2 separate regions of the Homo sapiens genome follow, and region 1 is linked to region 2. Evidence: read pairs that join two places in POLR2A ChIA-PET (ENCODE). Cell type or tissue: A673. All regions are shown on one strand.

Region 1 (8,000 bases), 84 kb before region 2:
TATTCTATTTGCTTTTTGTCTTCCAGAGACTCCCCACCCCAACCAAAAGCATTGACTCTTTTTCAGACCTATTTACTCTCAATAGACTCCCATTTCTTAAAGGCTTGGGACGCACTTTGACTGGGGCTGTCTCAGAGAGATACTTCGTGTTTACCGTGTACTTTGCAGCAGCCAAGTGGTTCTGCATATATTATCTCATTTGCTTCACACAGGAATCATGTAAGCTCGGTATTACAAGCACAGAGAGGGTTAAGTGATTAACCAGAAAGTCCTACCTTTGTGACTGGAACCTAAGTCTTCTGCCCTGAACTCAAGGCTGGCACTATAATTTGTCATGAAGCATTTTCTTAATAAGTGGCCCTTCTCTTCCTTATATTAATTTCCCATGTTCCTTCCCAGTTTATATCACCTTTGCTTATTATTTTCTTTGCTAGTGACACTGTGGCCATAGTTTTGTGCTTAATGCACAAATAATTAAAGACTTAAAGATACCCATTTAACTTAGATAAATTATGGGAAGAAGTATGAATTAGAGACTTCTGCACAAAACCAGGTTGTTTTTGAAAAAGGAAGTCCTGTCATTGCCCACATTGAAGAGTGAGTAGAAAGGGCTTGGGTGCGATCCCATGGCTTGTAGCTCCCTGAGTCAGGGTGAGAAGCACCTGAGTTCAAGATTCACTTGAGAACTCTCTGTTCCTCTTTCTTCTGAAGATTGGGGATAAAAGTTGCTCCAGTCACTCCAGCAGCAACACGCTCTCCAGCAACACCTCCAGCAACAGTGACGACAAGCACTTTGGGTCTGGCGACCTGATGGACCCCGAATTACTGGGGCTGACCTACATCAAAGGGGCCTCCACCGACAGTGGCATCGACACGGCCCCCTGCATGCCTGCCACCATCCTCGGCCCTGTGCACCTGGCAGGCAGCAGGTCCCTGATCCACAGCCGGGCCGAGCAGTGGGCTGATGCTGCCGACGTCTCTGGGCCTGACGACGAGCCAGCCAAGTTATATTCTGTGCATGGCTACGCGTCCACCATCTCCGCCGGCAGTGCTGCGGAAGGCAGCATGGGCGATCTCAGTGAGATATCCTCTCATTCCAGGTAAGCCCCACAGCACTGCAGAGTAGTACCTGCTGGTGCCACCTGGGCCCTGCCTGCTGGGATAGGGCAGAAGCCTGAACTGTAAGCAGTAGGGGCATCAGGTAGGTTGGTGTAATTTTTCCTAGCTGTCTGACATCAGAGGAAGGGCTTGTTTCTACAATATGAAAATGTCAAAGCTTGCATGTTAACAAGTCCCTTGTTGGTGTTTTTTTTTTTTTCCTATTAAGTTTGAGTGAAAAGTCAATAGAGATATTAATCGCTCTAGTCAGGCCACTTATGTCTCTCTCCTAATTCAACCTGTTGTCCCTACGTGTTTTGGAGAAGAGGTGGCACTCACTAATCTTCAGACCATAGTAGTAGGAAGCCATGAAGGCAGCATGTGCGTAGAGCACATGTAGCTCCCTGCCGTGAGGGCATGCACACACTTCCTCCCTGTTCCTACGGCCCTGACAGCAGGGGAGGCCTGAGATCATGTGTATAACAATGAAAGTGTGTTCAGCTCTGCAGCTGGGGTTCATTCAGTAAAGACTAGCTAAGTGTAAAGGAACTGGATTCTAAGTACTGTAAGTGTAGATGTTTAATATCTCCTTATGAGTGGTTTTAAACTCCTGTTTGACATACTTCTCTGCAGTGGTTTTAAAATACCTAATTTGCGATTTCTGCCTTCACTTTCAAAGACTAGGCAAAGGACAAAGAAATGCATTTATTCAGTTTGGCTGTGGACAGAATTTAACTATTTATAGCAACTACCACTGTCATTTTTCTGCTTGTTTCCAAGGCCTTCCCTGATTCAGCTCCAAGTTACTCTCTGACTCCTGCCCACAATGCTGGAGGGCAGAGTCAGATGAACTAAGAATGGGAATATTTCTTGCAGGTACCTAGTGCTATGAGGGAGCATTTCTCCAAATGATGGTGCTCAAGGCAGACCTGTAGCAGTCACGGTGAAAGGCTTTTTATGTTCCTCAGGCTCCCCTTCAAAGTCCCCCCTCACCCCACCACTGCCAGGGGATACTGAGTGTCATTCAGGGACCTTTACATTACAAGTTAAAGAAACTCCATGCTGATTGGTTCATGCCACCAGGGTCATATTGGGGCTTATGTAAACAACAAGTCTAGCACTTCAAGGTTCTGCTTGACCCAGCGTCTCAAAATGATACTGCCCAGGACCAGGTTGCCTCCATCTTCCCACTCCACATGACCATTTCCCAAAATCTCAGCATTCTTCTCTTGGCTGAAAACAGCTGTGCCACCTGCAGACCTCCCACAGTCACGCTCGTCTGTCCCCGGGTAGAAAGTGGTTTTTTTCTAGTTTCTGCAGAAGAAACAGGTTTCTGCCCTCTCCAAAGCCAACCCCTGCCCCCACACCACCCCCGTATCTCCTCACATGTTCCTAGCTCTAATCACGTGGTTAGGGGGTAGCATCGTCTACGGCACTTGGGGCCCTCAGCCTGGGCTGGGGGTCAGTCCCTGTCACCAAGCTGTGCAGCTGAGGAATGGCAAATACAGCCACTGCCCCAGAAGAGAAGCAGGACATTATTTGACCTGGAGAAGGGGGAGTGGATGCCAGAGAGTAGAAATCATGTGTGTCCACCATGCAGAGGGAGCTTAGGATATGAAGATTATTTTCAAAATAGACATTCCTACTACTTTTTTTACCAGTTCTATTTAATAATTTGACTTAAAATAGGTTTAGTACTAATAACTAATATAATAATTAAGGATTATCAGTGAATTTGGTCATCTGAATTATTCCTGGCTTAATTTCAGGAATAGTGGTCATACTGTGGAGACCATCTCGGGATTGCACAACCTGCTAACATCTAGTTCAAAGTTGAGATGATTTGTAAAAGAGCTGATTTCATGACACCTTTTTGGACAGATGTCATTGGCATCACAAATAGAGTTTTGTATTATTATTATTAAGTAAAATTTCTATGGAGACTGCCTTCAGAGTACATTCGTTTATTGATATTTGGTAGGGCTTTTTACCGGTATTTGTAATGGATTTTCATGACTACCTTAACCATTGGCAAATTTAATGGGCTAGACTATTAGAAAGTATATGACAGTGCTAGATTGGATTTCTGATTGATTTTACTTTCTTCCGCCACTCTAAATTGGATGTGGCCCAGCTGTTGTATAAGTGATAGATGTTGAGTGAGTGGAATCTTTTACCACTTGACTGCCCTTTTCCTGTAATTCTTCGTTGATGGTGGCTTTTGAAGCCACATTTCAACTTGCATCCTAGGCTTTTGCTCAGCATGGAATTCAGTCATTGAATGAAATCTTTTTAACACTTCCTCTTGCGTGCCCCCCGAGCTGCACAGGAGGCGAGGAGGAGGGATGGGATTTACAGCATTTGCCTTGTTTTCTGTGTGTTGAGTGAAAGGCAGGTGACTCATTAGAGGACGAGGGACCAACCTATCAAGCCACACAAAGATTCTGCAAACTCTGAAATGCCAACCCCAGCTGGGGCATGGGTGGCCATGAGGAAGGCTCCCTTAGCCCCCCTGCTTTCCTCTCCTGTCCCAGTTCAGGCAGCCTTGCAGTCCCCTCAAGCCGAGGCCTACTGCTGGAGGGCTTGGGTTGTGACTGGGAGTAGCCCAGGTAACAGAAGAGCAGAATAAACTTTCAGGAACTGACCGGGGTGACCATCCTGCCTAAACCCACACTTCTGCCTCCAAGTGCTCCGTGCCCCTGACCCGTGTGTTATTTTCTTCACAGCACCCACCCCTAAATAAAATTGTTTGTGTTTACTGCATATTCCTTCCCACAAGAAGGCCACTTATCGCCACCTTCTCCTCACTGGAGCATTCGTGTTTTGAGCTGATAGGGTCGTGGCCTATCTTGTTCGCTTGTATCCACAACACTTAGTACGCTTCTGTGCACATGGCAGGCATCTGAATATTTTTTGAATAAAGAAAGGAACTAGGAAAAGTGCTTGATAAATGCTTATTGATGGAGTTAATAAACCAGTGCCTGGGTAACCTAGGGAAGCAGGAGGAATGTGGGATCCACCATTCCCAGTTCACAGTGTCAGGAGCCCCAATCAGTATATGGTGTACTCTTAATTCTTTAACTCTGGGTTTTCACAACCGACACCATAGCAGCCTCCTCCAGCCCCAGGCACACACACGCACATTCCTTGGCAGCCACCCGGGAGTTAAATAAGTACAGAATTGTGTATATGGCATGATTCCAAGATTGTACTAAGGAGGCAAAGGGAGGACTTACAACTCTTCAAGACAAGTTACACTCTTGTGAGGAAGAGGGTAGGGGAACAGGAATCATCTATTAAGCAGAACAAGCATATATCTAGCCTGCTTTCTCCTGCTGTTCAGTTCTTTTAATTTAGCAAACACATTTTTTTTCTTTCTTCGAGGGCAGGGCATTTAGATAGGAGCTCAGAATACCAAGCAGTATTTATGCTAACCTAACTAAGGCTTTGCAAAATGAAATAAATCAACTGCAAAAACAAACCCCATGTTCTGGATTCTCCTGTAAATGGCACACACGACGTTGGGCTGTTTATCATTATTCATGCCACCGTACCTTTCTCCTGGTACAAATGACTGGACGTCAGCAGTATAACTCCGAAAGAAGAGCATTAGTCCAGAAGGAAAGAATTCATGAAAAGTTTGTGGACAACATTCTAGAATGTTATCAGCATCAGAGAACACTTCTGTAATGATACGACTGCTACTAAACAAGGAATTATGCCACATTGCTCATCAAATGGATTCTGTACATTTGTTCTTCAAGTTAACTTTAAAACATCTTACAGTTGGGATAAAATACATTTCTAATGAAATCTAATTTTTAGAAAATGTTATAAAACAAATGGAAAAATACATAGAGTTTGTGATCACGCTATCATTACCTATACATTTTCAAAACTATACGCTTTGGTCATTTTAAGGGGGAAAGGTGAGTAACCTACACACATGCAGCTTATTAACTAGACCATGACTTTGAGTGCCCCAGCCTTTAACAACGAAACATCTCGGGGATCATCCAAGGCTTTAAAATACATGAGACACACGGGTAGTGGAAGGCAGTGCACAGTCCTTCATCAGGTTCTTGATGGGGAAACTAAGGCCATAAGCCTTATTGGGACAATGGGGAAACTAGCATGTGGACTGTTAGATAACAGTATTGCATTAATGCCTGATGTCCTGTACATGATCATCACTTGGTTAACTACTGGGGGGATGTCCTTATTCTTGGGAAATGAATGCTGAAATATAGGAGTATGATGATGTCTTTAGGCTTGCAGCTAATTATCAGATGGTTCAGAGAGGAATTAGTGGATCTTGAAAAAGGGTATGTGGATGTTTATGCTACTATCCTTTCCCTTTTCTGTAGCTCTGAAATTTTTCAAAATACACTTGGGAAAATAACATACAGGGCGTCAGAGCTCGTTGTCTAGACACACAGTTTTCATGTTAGGGCTCCCTAACTGGCGTGCACCCCAGTGAATGGGAAGAGTCCATTAGCTCCTATTATTCATGCCTGTTGATTGCTTGCCTTACTCCTCAGGTCACCTTGGTCATGTTGCTTTACTGTTCTCCCGACCTGGTGTTCCATGTGTGTGGATGTCATTGTAGAGGCAGTGCAGCGTCTTCCCGAGACCCACAGTTAGCACCCAGAGAGAGGGAGCCATCAGTCATACTCAAGGGCACCAGACCAGCCACCAGCAACTAAGTTTCTTCATAGGAGTAGATGAGGCGCTTTGTTTGTTGGTTGGTTAATTTTACTTAATACCGCAGTGTTTTCCAAAACGCAGAGACCCTGAAAATGGGTCCGTTTATTTTGTGTCTTTATTTCCTCTTGAACCTCTACAAAAAGTTCATTTTAATATCACTCTTATTTTTATACTTTATTCGTCTTTTATGAGACTTGCTTTATACATGTATCAGAAAAGGTCTGTGCTCACCTGGGGTTTCAGAATAAGATTATATTTACAGCATACTGGAGGAGCTTGCTACCGCGGGAACCCTGTGTTAAACTCTTTCAATAGAAAGGACTCCTACTCGTGAATAATCCTTTGCTGGGTCACTTTCTGTAACTACGTTTATATAATGCTTACCCTATGCTACTCACTGTTCTAAGTGCTTCACTAATATTAACTCAGATTATCTTCAGAGAAACCTTCGGAGGTAGATACTGTTATTATCCTCAATTTACAGATGAGAAAACTGAGGTTAAGAAACTTGCCCAGGGTCTGGCAGTGGTAATGGACAGAGCTGATGTTGAGACCCGGAATCCTCGCATTGCACTCACGTGTCAAGTTTGCTGAAAGTGAAGCCCACCTGCCTTTCTGAACGCTGAGATTAGACCTATAATTTAAACTCTTAAAATTTTTCATATTTATAAAGTAACTTTTGTTTTTCATAAAACATATTGTTGATCTTTCTAATTTAAGAAAAAGATATTTCTGGTGGTGGTTAACTGTCCACTTAATTTCTCAGTCAGCCGGGGGTGGGTAGTCCTTCTGGCCTTAGCTTAATTACTAACCTTGAAAATTTTTATTGTTTTTAGGGCCTCTGTCTGTTTCAGTATTGTTGCTGTTGTATCATATGATAATGCAGCAAACACCCCTGTAACTACCACCAGGTTAAGGACTAGAACATTGCTGTGTCTGGAAGCTCTCTGCATCCTACCCAATTACAACCCCTTCTCTTCTCCCTTGAGGTAGCCACTAACCTGGCTTTTGTGATAATCATCCCCTCATTTTCTTTACATTTTCCTGAATGACATGTTGTTTACTTTTACCTGTTTATGAACTTTATTAAGCAACTGGCTCATGATCATTGTATTCTTTGTGACTTGCTTCTTCTCTACATTGTTCATGAGATCGCCCAAGTCGTCTGTAGCCTCAGTCCATTCATTCGTAGAGTATTCCGTGTATTCATTCATAGTTATTAATCGAATATCCTTCTACTATTGATGATTTGGGTTGCTGCCATTGGGGAGTTCTTAAAATCAGTGCTTCTAATCAACATTGTTCCATGTTGACAGTTGCACGTGCAGCAGGGGTTTGCTGTGTGTGTGCGCCCTTGGAGTGGGATTGCTGTATCGTAAGCTCTGCAGGTGCACACACCTTCATAGGTAATGCTCAAACTGTTTCATGCACTTTTTACTCCCACCAGCAGTAGGAAGGTACCTATTGCCCCAGTTCTTACTAACACTGGGTCACTGGGTATTGTCAGGCATTCCCATTTTTGCCTGTCTGGTGAGTATGTAATGCTATTCCATTGTGGTTTGCATTGGCATTTCCCTGGAGACAACTGAGTTTGAGCACCTTCTCCGACAAATATATTCACCATTTGAGTTTGTTCTCTTTTGAAGAATCAGTTTAGGAATGTTGCCCATTTTTCTATCAGATTTCCCCGGCCATGTTTTTAACATCCTTCCTGCCACAGGCATACAACTTGCACGTGAGTAACCTTAGCCTACGTAAAATGAGGCTTCCTAGCAAGCTCCATGGTAGAAAGAAGGCTCCATCTGCCTCACTGGGCCCGATTTTGCTCTCGGAGAAAGACTTGAGTAAAGCCTTGTGGCTCTGAATTTGGCCGTGTGCCAGCACTGCTGAAATCAGATTGTATTGCAGCTTTTGTCTGTTTTTCTCCTCAGTGGTTCTCACCATTCAGGAAGCCCTTCAGCTCACTGTTCAAAAAGTAGTGGGTCTCTGGATTCATCCAAAGTCTACATCGTGTCTCACAGCAGCGGACAACAGGTTCCCGGGTCCATGTCCAAGCCCTACCACAGACAAGGGGCAGTGAACAAATATGTCATCGGCTGGAAGAAATCGGAGGGCAGCCCACCGCCCGAGGAGCCTGAAGTGACTGAATGTCCCGGGTAAGGTGGCTGGCTGTTCTTCTCTGGTCAGCATTTTTC
Region 2 (8,000 bases):
TTGTTAACGCTGTGAAGACGGCTTCAATGCCTCTTAGCTGTTCCCAACCCACATTGTCTCACCTAGGGTTTTCTGCTTTTGCTGTTCCTTCTGCCTAGAAGGCTTTCCCCCAACAATCAGCATGGCCTGGATGCTCACCTTGTTCTGGTCTCTGCTTACATTTTGTTTTGCAGAGATTGTTGCCAGGTCCTTCTCCACTGCCTTACCTGGCTTTGCTTTTACTCTGATAATTTGCTGTTACCCGTCATTGTATCGTGTTTGTGTCTCTTCCACTGGCAAACATGCCCCATGCCAACTTTGTCTCTTTTGTCTGACACTAGTTTATTAGACCCTGGAACAGTAACAAGCATAGGGTAGGGCTACTAGAATAAATATTTTCCAGTAAATATCTATCTATTCAAAAAAATGAATGACTGGTTGAAGGGATGAAGCAGATCTCTTTTATTTGATTGGTTTCAATAATCTCTGTGCCAAGCAGTTTACTCTCATATTTAGTCCTTTTAAAAACAGTGTGGCTACTGCTATCCTCCGGATTTTACAGACAAAGGAATGCAAGTGCAGAGAAGACAAGGACCTTGCCCAAGGTCACCTGACTGGTAAATGGCTGAGATGTTTTTGATTCCAGACAAGCTAAGTCCAGAGGCCAAGTTCATCACCATAATGCTATACAGCCGTCCTAATGTTATCAGGTCACAAATTTAAGACACTATGGATTTTCACAAGGGAGAGAGTCTGGTGGTTTCTTGTAAATGGTGACTTTGTTTAGTTTCTGTCTTCTCCATGGAAGGTACACCTCCTGAGAGTACAGTCTTTGCTGGATGTGTTTGTTGACTAGGACTAAGCCCTGGCTTGCCTCAGCTCCTACTTCCCTAACCATCGCAATGCCACTCAACACCTGCAGATATAGCCTCTCCCTGACCCTGGCCCAATGAGAGCCCCACGCAGGGCACTGCAGAACACGAGCCATGGCCTTTTCTTCTGTTCATCCTTCTTGGCAGTGCCTTTGAACACTGAGCAGCCAGCTTGGCCTCCCTGCTCCAGACCACTGTGAGTAGCTCGTTAGCTTATCTGGTCCTTCTGCCTGGGCCACTGGCTTAAGTGTCTGTCTTCTAGTCATGTGCTCAGTGTCTGGTCCAATCTCACAACCGTTCTGAGAATAGAATACCCACATCTGCACACCAATCCATCAGCCAAATGATCTAACTTCCTCACCCAAATCTAGTGGTGCCCTTGCTTCCTTTTCTCCCTGGGCTGACACTTGCTCCACTGTCTCTAATTCTGAGGTCTGTGCTAACTGAAAGCTTTCCAAAATTCTGTCCTCCTGGAAAGCATTCTGGACCATAGACCTCATCCTGGATTGGGCCTGAGTTATTGTGATCGTTATAACAACATTCTTGTTGTTGTTATTATTATAGCAGCCAATTTTGTGAAGCACTTTCCATACAGTATTTCCAATAATTTTCACAGTTACTCTGTGAGATGGGTACTGTTATCATTCCCATTTTATTGAGGAGAAATCTGGAATTTAGGGACATAAGTAAGGTTAAACCCCAGGTCACCCACTTGGCATGCGGCAGAGGTGCGATTCGAACCCAGGTAGCCTGGTTTCCAAAGACACTTCCCTACTCCCAAACACCCGTTGCAGGGTGCTGGACTGAGGATTCCCCTACTAAGACAGGATGATTTGCCCCAGCCACCTGAGGGGTTCTCGGGAAGTCTGGTCCAATGCTAGCTCAGCTTTGGTTTGTGCTTGCATTCACCTGTTTCAGGTAGGAGTAAGGGAGCTTCCAACCTGGATCCCAGGCCACTTACACAGCCTGTGTCCCCTGCGCCTGGATGGACTGCCTAGCCCTGGACCACTATTGCCTCATCTTTGATTCCCACATAGTGCTCAATGCATAGAAGGTGCTGGAGAAATCCGGCTAAATGAATCACCATTGGCTTGTTAAGAGCATGCCATTGGAGGGAAAATTATTTATTATAAAACAAACCTGAAAAGGGAAAGGAAAGACTGAGTGCTGGAAGTGAGAAACAAGATTGGAGATCAGGGAGATCGAGTTGGAAGAATATCCATAGGAAGGAGAAGAAAAGCATCAAGAAGCTCCATAAATCACAGCAGCAGTATTTTTACCTACATTGTCCTTCTTTATTTTACGTCCCTGGCACCAAACAATTTATCATTCCCATTTCATGCTAAGTGCTACAAAAATAGCAATTGGCCCAACATTTGAATGGGAGATAGCAGTTTCAAAATAATAGCAAAACGTGAAACTCTCTGAATTCTGGAATTTTCTGTAGTGTCCTCTCCACCCCCACCACCAATTGCAGGTGTCTTTGCCCTGCATGGACACAAAAAGGCCAAGGGTAACAGACCTGGGAGGGAGGGGGAACCTTTTCCTGATATTTAGTGGCGAAGCTGAATGTGGGTTAATCTCACTCTTACATTCCTCTATTTCTGCCCTGCACAAGGCATTCTAGCCAGAAAACCCAAGATCACCTTCCGCTTCTATTGTAGGGTGTAGGGGGTGTTGAGAGGGTAGGTGGCAGGTGTTTGGTATTGGTGGGCAGCCCAGAGCTGAGCTGTAACACTTCCAAAGCTAGCAAGGGGGGCGGGAGAGGAGGGGGAAAGGAAGAGGAGAGGGTTTGATGCTTTCACAAAGCCTTAAAGGCAAAAATACTTAGACAAGAAAGCTTTTTAAAGCAATGACTATATAGCTCTCCCCCATTCCAGGTCTTTTCAGAACTCATTGAGTGATTAGAGTTTTAACTCATTATTTAGAAATAAATACTTGGAAACCACTCTCCAGAGTAGATACTTTAAAATCCACCTCCCCACCCTCAGACTCTTATTTATATTTGAAAGGAAGGATTACTTTTTCCTTTGAAAAGTAAACTTTTCTGTCAGCAAATAATTACAGCCAGCACATTTCCAGTGGATGAGATTTGGGAAGCCCCTCATTCCTTCCCGTTTGCTTGTGGCCATCCAGCAAGGACTGAACCAAAGAGTCCCAGCCCCGTTCAATCAGTCATACTTATCATCAATTTCCCAGCATTTAATGTGTCCCAGAGATTATGCAAAGAGATTTATATGTAGAATCCCACTTAAAGCTCTTGCTTTTAAGGATGAAGAAATTGAGGCTAAGACACATGGCTGGAATCCAAACTGAAGATGGTCAGATGCTAAAGTGCATCTCATGAATCATCAACATCAATGGAAGACCACACCACTAGGATGGAAGAGAAGTGGGACATCCAACACAGCGGAGGAGCCCACTCCATTCAGTGGTTTGGAGCATTTCCAGGCTGCTCCTCTCAGCAGTGGGGCCAAAGACAAACCTCTGACGGTCGTTCAGCTTGCTCTTTCTCTGGCCAGCTCAGTGGCTGCAAAAGTAGACAGAAGGCAGAGCGAAAGCACTGAGCCGTCCATCCACTGGGACAATGCTGGGCTCCCCTTTAACAGGAAGGGCTGCCATGGTCCTCTTGGAGTCTGCCCCTCCCAGGCCCAGCAAACTCATTTGCTGTTACACAGGGGCCATGCTGAAGTTTACATTTGCACTGACTCCCCAGCCTCATGCTCTACAAGTGGGGAGAAAAATGATACCTCAGGCAGGAGATTTCGCTTATCTCTTTTCTCCCTAAGTCTTCTGCTCAAAATAGCAGGTCTGTGATGTTCTAGAAGGTGATTGCCATCATGCCTGCTGCAAGCGCATGGGCAGTGTTGATAAGGGTATCTTGCCTCTGACCTCAATCTTATTCACCAGTTCCTATCTCACCAGGGAAACTGATTGCTGTCTGAGCCTTTTATCAGGCAGCAGGTAGGAAGGACATCTGTGAAAGAAAGAGGAGGTGTCAAAGGATGGTGTCCCCAGGGAGCCAACATGACTAGAGGCGAATGCCACATGTTTTAAATCCGGAGGCCCAGGCTCACATCCCTCTGTTTTCCCGCAAAGCTCTAGCCATGCCTTCCAGTCCTAGGCCTACTGTCCGCCACCTCCTTGCTGCCGCTCTGGGCCTGCCTTCCTGAGCCCTTGGATGCTCCCAGTTTATTTGCAAGGATGTTCTTTCCTTCTTCCAGGGCTTCAGGATGTGCTTTGCTCTGTCCTTCAGGCATAACTACGGTAGACTGTCTTGGAGAGTGGCTATCCTCCCTGATCCATATTTCTAAGAACTATGCATCAGCCACTTCCCTTGCTGCCATATTATTAAGTGCACAGACACTGCCCTTACTCCTCCACAGCCGGTTGGGCAAGGATGATCTCCTGACACACTCCAGAGGGCCTCTCTGGGGCCATTCTCCAACTGTGCTCTCTAAACAGGGAAGGAATCTGCAAGGCCAAGAGAACTGCCTGGAGGACCCTGAGCCAGCTCCCACCAGCACCACCCTGAAGAATTCCCTGCTCAAATGTCCCTGAGTCCACTTTTATGGCTTGCGTGGACCTCATGCTCAGGAATGTCTTACTGGCCAGGCTCTGCTGCCTGCGTGCTCACCTCCAGGTGTGAGAGGAGCTAAGGGTGGCTGCTTTGGGGGCGTAGACACAGCCTGGCCATGAGGGCAGGGGGGTTCACGTGGGGGCATGGGAGCACACTCGTGAGGCAGAAAGAGCCAAGTGTGGGAAGAGAACTGGGGCTGGTGACCAGGGGATGGGAAGGATGAAATTCTAAATTTGAACCTGATCTTCCAAGTCATTTTAAAATTAGGACTTAACTCACATACCATAAAATTTACCCTTTTGAAGTGTTCAATTCAATACTTTTTAGTATATTCACAAGATTGCACAATTATAATGACTATCTAATTCCATAATACTTCATCACCATCCCCCTAAAAAAATAACCCATACCAATTAGTACTCACCCTCCTGGCAATCTTTCCATCTTTATAGAGTTGCTCATTCTGGACATTTCATACAAATGGAGTTATACAATACGTCATATTTTGGGTCTGGTTTCTTTCACTCAGCATAATGTTTTTAAGATTCATTCATGTTGTAACATGTATCAATACTTCAATAGTGGCTGAATAATATTCCACTGTACCACATTTTCGTTATCCACTCATTCATTGATGGACATTTGGGTTATTCACACTTTTTGGTAATTACGAACAATGCTACTATGAATGTTCACTAGTTTTTAGGTGAACACATGTCTTCAGTTGTCTTGGTACATACCTAGGAGTGGAATGGCTGGGTCGTGGTAATTCTAAGTTTAACTTTTGAGGAACTGCTAGACTCTTTTCCACTGTGACTGTGCCATACTTTTCATTCCTACCAGCAGTGCGTTAGGCGTCCGGTTTCTCTACATCCTGGCCAACACTGGTTATTGTCTGTCATTTTGATTGAAACTATCCTACTGGATATGCAATGGTATCTCACTGTGGTTTTGTTTGCATTTCCTTAATGACCAATGACGCTGAGCACTTTTTCATGTGCTTTTCGGTAATTTGAATATTTTCTTTGTAGAAGTATCTATTCCAATCCTTTGCCCATTTAAAAAACTGGGTTATGTTTTAATTGTTGAGTTGTGGGTGTTCTGTATATATTCTGGATACTAGATTCTTCCCTAGTATATGATTTGCAAATATTTTCTCCCATTCTGTGAGGTGTCTTTTCACTTTTTTGATGGTGTCCTTTGAAACACAAAAGTTTTTAATTCTGACAGTGTCCAATTTACCTATTTTTTTTCTTTTGTTGTTTGTGCTTTTGGTATCACATCTGAGAAACCATTGCCTGATCTAAGGTCATGCCTATGTTTTCCTCTAAGGCCAGGCCATCTTGAAAGAAAAATTGTCAAATAGGGAAAAAACTTATTTAATATTTCAGTTTGTTAACTGAATTAAAAAATTATAAACATTTTTACATATGGTGTATGGCCCTCCATTACATGGTCTCAGGCCTTGTAAAATTCACAGTGGATCTTGACGTTGAGTAGCAGAAATGACATGACCTCCTGAAGTGATGGATGTGTTAATGTTGCTCTCTGTCTGCCTGTTTCTCATACGTCCTGTCTTTGCATTTATTTTGTAGGAAATTTCTCACCCATATGTGACTGAGCCCTGGCAGATAGTGTCTTCTCCTAACCATCATCATGTCTTCTAAGTTTTATAATACTATTTAAATTTTAAGACCAAATGTATTGAATCCCACTTACTATTTATATTTTAACACAGATGGCCCTAATTTTGACATGAGCTCAACGACTCCTTTTTAGATCAATACATAATCCTTAAGGCATCCACTCAGGAGAAAATACAAAGAAGTCATAATTATGGTGTTGTCTTGGATGCCTGCTACCTGGAGAACTTTGGAACTTCAGAGTAAGGTCCAGAGTAGTGAGTAGGCCAAGTTGCAGAGAGGTAAACTGAGTCACAGGGCAGAAAACTGACTGTGTTGGAAGGACGTAGGTAGCAAGAGTTAGACCTGTAATAGAGTCAGAGTTAGAGCTGCCAGCCTAGTGCCAGCTCCTTCTGAGCTAAGAGAGAGCCTTTCCCATGCTACAGGGCCTTTCCCGGTGCCACAGCGGCTTCACGTCTTGTTCCTGTGCCTCGAACCCTGCCCCATGCTCCTACTGTCTCCTGTCTTAGCCAAGCCCCAGCTGCTGCTTCCTCTAAGGAGTTGCTACCTGCTTCTCGCCGGGCTTCACATACTTATCTCTCTCTCTCTCCGTGTCTCTTTTTAAAAATCAATAATCACGTAAAGTCAGGGAAACTCCAGACAATCTTCTATGGACTGCTTTTTGCCCAGATGAGAGTGGTTGGGTGACGACAGGTGCCTGAAATTCTCAATTCCCGTTTCAGTCCACTTCCTACTGAACAGGTGTCAAGGTCACAGCACCTTGCTGCCCCTTGGTACTAACCCCATTTCCTGTTGTCTGAAAAGGCAGGAATTAGATGGGCATAATGACAGAGCTGCTCATTGTAAAACATTGACCAATGCTGGAGGCAGCCTAATTCTATCAAATTCCTCATAAGCTGAATTGTCAGAATTGAGGAGTTAAAGCCCAGTTTCTGTTCTTCCTTAACGGGGGTCTTCACAATATACATTGTTTGTGCACAGTATTTAGATATAAATGAGGACTGGATAAGCATAACCATGGATTTTAATTCAGCTGATTTTGGCCTTTGGAAGTAACTACTCAGTTTTAACATCTAGAGTGACTATCAGATGAAGATGAAGAAGGAATCAGCGTTCTAAGAATTGTCCCCCAACTCCAGTCAATTATTCAATTGTAAAGGATTTATTGCTAGGGAATGCCAAGCATAATCCAGAGGAAACACAGGCAAAATTTACACAGCCTGGTCAGTATGACCAGTGCTGGCCTTGGGGGACTCCCAACCCAGAAGCCAATTTATAAGCTGGGTGCTCAGAGGAACCTCTCCCTGCTAGCTGAAGAGTTAAAAGTCGGGAGACATGCAAGACCCCCAGTGTACTGTGGAAGAAGTGGCTTCAGTGACCTGAAGCCTTAATTGAAGTCAGAAGATGTCTCTCCTCAACCCAGCCCGCCCTGCAGCAGGTGGTCCTATCACTGCCTTTCTCCACTCGCACAACAGACCCTTTATTTCATGGTAGACAAAGGTCTGGGAATGGGAGCAGCAGTACCAGATTATAAACCATACATTTTCCAGTGCTAAGTAGCTCAGACTTGGGACTCTCAGGAGTCTGGCTGTAGAGTGCTATAGTCTATGAACAAGTTAATTTTTTTCCCATTTAAGCACAGAAAAAAAACATCTTTTCTGATTGTTGTTTAGTTCAATGTGACAGTTCAAACTTTGACCTTCCAAGTATAGATTTCTTTCTACTTCTTTCCTAGGGGTATTACCATTAAACTAGTACTAAGGCACAGCTCGGGGAGCACAAAGCCACTGTTTAAAGGCAGGAGTCCAGAAGTGCAGGGAATGGACATCTTTCATAGGACCACAACATAGAGATTGACACTGGGCACATAAGACTGTACATTGAACATGTTTGTCTAGTAGCCATTGCCAAGACGTCCCAGCTGAA

What was found. Peaks named below come from ENCODE experiments on the same cell type or tissue, not always from the same donor. Only the 100,000 strongest peaks of a DNase experiment are listed, where the experiment ranks them.
Region 1: POLR2A ChIA-PET joins it to region 2 with 12 read pairs; 3 of 35 experiments call an interaction of 5 or more read pairs at or near these places.

What each region holds. Positions count from the first base shown.
Region 1 is chr1:232,432,208-232,440,207 of GRCh38, reverse strand. It overlaps SIPA1L2 (signal induced proliferation associated 1 like 2), which reads left to right. Exons shown (of 23, transcript NM_020808.5): 15 at 712-1,100; 16 at 7,737-7,961. Among named protein-coding and RNA genes, the nearest start is that of SIPA1L2, 190 kb to the left of the region's middle. RefSeq lists a cis regulatory region at 3,985 and an enhancer at 3,901-4,070. In A673, no CTCF peak of the experiment used is centred here; DNase peaks (open chromatin) are centred at 1,547, 3,407 and 4,267.
Region 2 is chr1:232,348,404-232,356,403 of GRCh38, reverse strand. No RefSeq gene overlaps it. Among named protein-coding and RNA genes, the nearest start is that of SIPA1L2, 280 kb to the left of the region's middle. In A673, no CTCF peak of the experiment used is centred here; no DNase peak of the experiment used is centred here; H3K27me3 peaks cover 432 bases.